Linked DNA regions of Homo sapiens: region 2 is linked to region 1. Evidence: chromatin contacts called from ENCODE Hi-C or POLR2A ChIA-PET data. All regions are on one chromosome and are shown on one strand. Each heading gives the region's core, a stretch centred on a gene start or an enhancer-like site at or near the end of the contact. The rest is flanking DNA. Distances are from core to core; before and after follow the strand shown.

What was found. A loop is a pair of places that touch in the nucleus more often than their neighbours do. ChIA-PET counts read pairs that join two places held with the same protein, here RNA polymerase II (POLR2A). Pooled maps may share reads with other maps.
Region 2: a loop to region 1 is called in a pooled map, with 2.2 times the contacts of the local background. The contact joins the promoter of SKAP1-AS2 here to the promoter of COPZ2 in region 1. A Hi-C loop is called at or near these places in 1 of 168 maps with a recorded cell type or tissue (Caco-2), 7 of 37 single-sample maps with no recorded cell type and 11 of 50 pooled maps. POLR2A ChIA-PET finds 5 or more read pairs at or near these places in 1 of 52 experiments (Panc1).

Annotation. Positions count from the first base shown.
Region 1 is chr17:48,036,177-48,039,378 of GRCh38, reverse strand. It overlaps COPZ2 (coat protein complex I subunit zeta 2), which reads left to right and starts at 1,582. Exons shown (of 9, transcript NM_016429.4): 1 at 1,582-1,712; 2 at 2,454-2,528. The coding sequence starts at 1,602. MIR152 (microRNA 152) reads left to right here and starts at 2,132; the gene lies at 2,132-2,218. RefSeq lists an enhancer at 416-465.
Region 2 is chr17:48,292,913-48,296,114 of GRCh38, reverse strand. SKAP1-AS2 (SKAP1 antisense RNA 2) reads right to left here and starts at 1,768. Exons shown (of 2, transcript NR_131240.1): 1 at 1,600-1,768. All of the region lies in intron 4 of SKAP1 (src kinase associated phosphoprotein 1), which reads left to right.

The DNA of each region.
Region 1 (3,202 bases), core at 333-2,832:
CACCTCAGCCTTCTGAGTAGCTGGGACTACAGGTCACACCACCCTACCTGGCTAATTTCTTTGTAGTTTTAGTAGAGACTAGATCTTACCATGTTGCCCAGGCTGGTCTGGAACTCCTGGGCTCAAGCCTTCTGCCCACCTCAGCCTCCCAAAGTGCTGGGATTACAGATGTGAGCCATTGAGCCCAGACTTGAGACCTTGTTTCTACAAAAATAAAAAAAATAAAAAAATAAAAAATTACCTGGGAGTGGTTGCATGCACCAGTGGTCCCAGCTACTCGGGAGACTGAGATGGGAGGATTGCCTGAGCCCAGGAGGTTGAGGCTGCAGTGAGCCCAGATCGAGTCACTGCACTCCAGCCTGGGCAACAGAGTGAGACCGTGTCTCAAACAAGCAATATTAGTAAAAATAATATTTAGAGATTGAAAAAAGTGCAATGAAAGAAAGAAATAGGAACTGAGAGAATGTGACAGGAGAGACCTATCAAGTCAGATATGGTGGCTGTCAGGAGGACCTTTTGGTAATTATATTTCAGCAGAGGCTTGAAGATAAGAAGACTTGATGCATTCAGTGAGGAAAACCCCATTCTGTAACCATCTAGGGTAAGTGACTGTGGTCCACAACATAAGAGGGCTTGAAGAGAAGAATAGGGAAGAAATTTTGAGTCAAAAATCTGGGTTCTATCCCCAGTCAACTAGCTGTATAGTCTTGAAAAGGTCACACAACCTCTGAGTCTCTCTTTGCTTAAAATGAGGGTCCATTATGCCTATCTTACAGGTGTGGGCTATATTAGATAATGGATGTGAAGGTGTCAAATGTAAAATACACGCACAGTGTTTTTACCGGTAAATGCATACGTAGCACTAACATATCACTGGGATGTGAATTTCCCACTTGCCAGTGTACCCTGAAATGAGAGCTTGTCTTAGTTAGACTTAGACCAAAGAAACCAAAACATGCTGCAAAGCCCGATGTCATTGGTGGAGCATTTGTGCTGCTGGGCGTCTGTCTTGCTTCTGATGGTGCCATATCTGTGACTTAGGAGAGCCTGGGGAGGTGTCTCCGGGCCCATGGTTGCCTTCTGCAAGTAGTGAGAGAGGAATGAGAAAGCCTCTTCACAGAGGGGTGTCCCCAGAACTGTCCTCATTTGCTCTTGCTTATAGACCCTGTCCCTGAGATCTAAAGGGTGACCTGACGTATTTGTCCTCATGGTACCTACCAGAGGTCAACAGACAAAAGTGGGCTTTGCTTGTGTTTGCTGCTGGCCCCAGGACAGCCTATAGACACTGGCGCACACCAAAGCCACAGGCCGGAGAGCAGGCAGGAAGCAGGACGAGGGCTGGTCTTGGGGCACCCTGAGGATGCAGAGTTCGGGGATGTAAGGGACTCGGGAAGGAGCCAAGGAGGAGAGAGGGAGAGGAGAAGTGGGGGAAGGAGAGGTGGGGTGAGGGCGGGAGGGGAGATGGGGGAGAACGAGCAAGAGGACGGGGCCCCGAGGAAAGGGAGGCCACGCGCGAGAGGGGGCCGCGGGGCGGCGCGGAGGCGGGGCGGCGGCGGCGGGCAGGCGGCGGGCGGCGCTGTCAGTGCGAGGCGGCGAGCGGAATGCAGCGGCCCGAGGCCTGGCCACGTCCGCACCCGGGGGAGGGGGCCGCGGCGGCCCAGGCCGGGGGCCCGGCGCCGCCTGCTCGAGCCGGGGAGCCCTCGGGGCTGCGGGTACGGAGCGGGCGGGCGCGGGGATCCCGGGCGGCGGGAGCTGGGCAGGGACAGAGCAGGGTTAGGGGGAGCAGCCAACTCAGAACTCGCGCGCCCGGCGGCTGGGAACTTTGTGTCACCCCTGACTGGCCCCAGGACCCGGGAGGAAAAGTTCGTCCCAGCGCCGACCGGAGAGGAGGCCTGTCCTGAGTCCGTCGGCGCGGGGCTGAAGTTCTGGGTCCGTTTGGAGTGGGGGTGGCGGGTGAGTTGCGATTCCGCGGGGAGGGTAAGGAGTGGCCTGTCCGTCCCAGACTCGGCTCCCATCACCGGTGGGTGATGGGCATGCTTCTGGAGTCTACCCGGGCCAGGGCCTGGGGGCGCGCTGATAGCGCAGGTCCAGCCCGGCCAGGGATCAGCTGGAAGAAGGAGGCTCGGCCCGCTGTCCCCCCCGGCCCAGGTTCTGTGATACACTCCGACTCGGGCTCTGGAGCAGTCAGTGCATGACAGAACTTGGGCCCGGAAGGACCTTCTGCACCCAACGGGCACAGCGCCCACTCGGGGCCTGCAGTGGAACATCTGCCTGGGAGTGGAGTGGGCACCTGGGTTGGCCCATGTGGCACAGGGCTGGGCAGAACCAGCTGTGGACCTTGAGGACTGGGGTTGCTGGGGCCTGAGGATGTATCCTAGGGCCAGCAGATCCCATAGACACAGGGTGTCCACCTCGAGTCAGGGGCCAAACGGAACTCTCCTCTCCGGTGTCAGTTGCAGGAACCTTCCCTCTACACCATCAAGGCTGTTTTCATCCTAGATAATGACGGGCGCCGGCTGCTGGCCAAGGTAACCTCTGACCCCACCCATGAGGGACACAGTTCCCACTCAGCTGACACTCCTGTCTCAGGAGAAACTCCACTGTGATCTCTGTGACTCAGGGCAGCTCAGCTTAGACCCCTCCAGAGGTCCTTCTCATCCTCCTGCCTTGTCAAGGTGCTGCTCCCTGAAATGAGGGGTCTCCTCTATTTCTACTCATGTTCCCTGAAATGTTTCCTTATCATCCTGCTACTGGCCAGTTGGACCTGGGCATGGGAAGGTTCTGCCTAATGGGTCAGTGGAGTGTTGAGCCTGGGACCCAGGAGTCTTAGTCCCCAAACCCCCACACAAGTTCTTTTGTTCTTTGGGGTTTGTCTCTAAACCTCCACTTTTGTTCTACAGCTTGGTAAACACTAACGATTTAGTCTAAGGAGTCTAAGGATTTAGAACCAGATGGGATTTTAGAAACTGTATAATCCAACTCTTTAATTTCGTAGATGAAGAAAATGAGGGGTAGAGAAGCTAAGTGAGTTGCCTGAGGTCACAAGTATTAATATCCTAACAGATCCAAACTCAAATTTTATTTATTTACTTATTTAATTTTTTCACTTCTCCCATTTCACAGGTTTCACAGGCAAACTCGGGTTTTTTGACATGAAGCTCAAGGTGGTTTTCACTGTACCCCCATTCAATTAGCTGTTATC
Region 2 (3,202 bases), core at 519-3,018, 260 kb before region 1:
GAAGGCTCATCTGAATGTGTGTGTCTCCCTCTCACAATCTTTCTTTCTCTGTCTCTATAGTAGGGATAAATGCCTAGAAAAGGTGTATTGTTTTGTTCCCAGGATCAATTTTAATAATCTTGAGTAAACTAAGTTTTTCTATATACAGATTTGCATATATCGTATGTGTATATGCATATATGTTTTGCATATATTATATGTTTACATAAATAGTATATACACATAGACACATAAATGTGTTATGTACTCATTTTCCTAATGCTTAGAATTTTAAAAAATTGGTATATCACTCTCGGTGATATCTTTAAACAGGATGTAGATGGAGACCGGAAGTATAATTCTACAGGTGGATCTCAGACAGGAAATTAAAGGAATTACGTATGAAAAGAAGCTAGATCCTTATGGATAAATTTGTGCCAGACACAAAAATATTAAATATATCCAAATAGAGCAATGTTTACCCATAAACAGCGAAAATGGAAAAAAAAAAAAAAGAGGAAGTGACTCACTGCTATGAGAGGCTTTGGAAACTGAAGACATTTCCTGATCTGCAGCAAGCTTTCTGTGACCTAGGTGAAAAACGGCAAGCTTATTGTAAAAGAAAAAAAGTATCTTTAAAGATGGACTCAGAATTTTTTGAATCCTTTCAATTGCTTGCCTAGGATGTCATGACCTTCCTTTTCTTTTTTCAAAGTATGACTTTTTTCTCCTTATCATATGCTACAATTTTTAGGTCCCTGCTTTAAAAAGAAAGGAAATACAAGTTGTAGTTTATGTTCAAATTACTAGTTTCTCTTTTTAGTTTAAAGTACAATAAGTCTTCTTCCTTAACACAAGTAAGGTTTGCACTGTCACTTCCAGATTTAGACGTCTATGGAATCAGAAAGCAGTGCTGAACTTGACTGTGATCTTGCCCGATTGAAGTCAACTTCCTTTGCCCAGTTGCTTCGTGCAAAACATAGTGATCATATAAGAGTCTAGCAGAGGGCTTTCTACAGGTTGTTTCATTCTCTGTTTTAGACTTTTGTGCCTAAAACTACTGGTCTGTTAGTCATTTAAATTTTTACAAATAGCCATTTAAGTTGGGAAAAAATAAGCAGTACCAAAAGCTATTTTACTTTGGCATAGATGCAGCCTTTGTCATGCTGGCTCTTTTTGTCACATAGGTGTACCATCATATACCCTTACCATGTGTCAGATGAGCCATGGGGACATTCCTGGAAAGAACTTTAAGGAATCAACATTCCATATTTTCCTCTCAAAGTAACTGTTGCTACTATATATTGACATGTCCAGATTTAGGCCACTTTTGAAAACTTGTGAGTCAAATCACATGGAGGTGATGCTGAAGTATCATCACCACGTAACAGCCATAATTGATGTCTTGGGAACTTGAAGACTATACTATATAGGTCATGTACTATGTAGGGCATCTATTTATGTGTATAACATGTCATAATTTCCCCACACCCAAATTTCTGTGACTTTTGGAGGAATCTTGATAATTGCTTTCTACACAGATTTTGGTTTAGACTTCTGCGAAAACCCTGAATTGAATAGCTGTGGGTTTCACAAATTACATGCATGTAAACAACATACCTTTGAAAGGAGGATGTGTGGACCCTTTCTCCTATATGCTTATGTCTCTGTTGTCGTAGATTGGCGTCCTTTGTGAGCTATTCAGTGACATTTCAGAACCATTTTGCTCTGCAGAAAACCCGCAGTTGTGTTTCTTTAGCTGACACTGTGGCACTTGCACTCGAAATTGCTAGTTAGAAAAAAAAATTGTTGAGGCCGGTGGCTGTAATCAGCGTTGTTGCTGTCTGTTTCCTCAGACTAATAGCAGAGAGATCCGAGTCTGAGAGTTCAAACAGAGGTTATCTTTCCCAGGTAGCATCTCGTCCAACGAGAATTTGATTTTTTTCTATAGGACTTTACTCCATTAGATTAATGAAATTTCAATGAGAGCCTGGCGCCCCCTGAAGCTTTGTTAAGAAAACAAATGGTGATTCTGTAGGTGTGACAGCTTGCTTGGAGAGTTACCAGAAGGTGAATACATCCCCACAATCCAGGCAGCCTGGAACACATTGATCTCTATTTAAAGCACCAATCGGATTTTTGTTAATTATAAATGATTGATCTGCAGTTTTTTCCTCTCTCTCCTCTTATATGTGTGGTTCCCCCTCCTTCCCGCACTTCTAACTTCTTTGCATGCTGAGCGCAGAGCTTTTTGTTTAAAGGAACAATCATAGAGAGCAAATTATAGCAATACCCGGCAGCAATGCTGCTGTGAATGTCAATGTCAGAGCGTTCACTGTTCATCCGACAAAGGTGAGCCCTGAAGTAGATTTCAGTCTGACTCCATGTTCCCTCTTTACTTAGCTTATTCCTAAAATAAGGGATGATTTTAACAAAAAGAAAAGCATAGAATCACTAGAATAGTATTATAGATGCTATCATTATTACGTTTTAAAAGCTGACTTGTAAGCCTTGTACACCAATTCCACAGTGCTAACTCAGAACCTCGTATGTACCAGGATATGATGTGTGATCAAGCAAGCCCGTGTGGGACAACTAGGGAAATATCTAAGGGATATCCAAGGAATATCTTAAGTAAACTAAGGGAATATCTCTGACCTTAAATCTCAATTTATAGGCATTTAGGTGATTAATACACCTTTTATCATCTCTGTGGAGTAGTTTTAAAATAATGTTTAGAAGGCTTACTGAATTCAAAAACAGACACATGTATTATTCCTGATAATTGCTCACCACACATAGTTCTGAAGACCACAGAAGAACATTCCAAGCTTCTTTGTGGATCTATTTTAGTGAAAGTATCTGAGCTTTAAATGTATTTATTTATTGAATATAAAAGTACGTAATTCCTTCTAGTTATTTATAACATATACAATACATAAAGAAGTTAATTTATGCAGCTCTTGGAAAACATATTTGTAAAAATTACAGCTTAAGGATTACAGATATTAATATATTATATTGAAAACTACATAGATTTCACAATCTAACTCAAATGTAGATTTTTTATGAATGTGTCTTTCTTAAGTTTGAGCCTTTAATTAAGTTTTACGACGTATATTTTCAAGTTAGAAAAATGAACTTGCCCCAGTGTGCTTTTTTAAAAATTGTCTAAATAATCCACAAGAGATTGTTCTAGACCAAGAATCTTACAGTAGTTTAT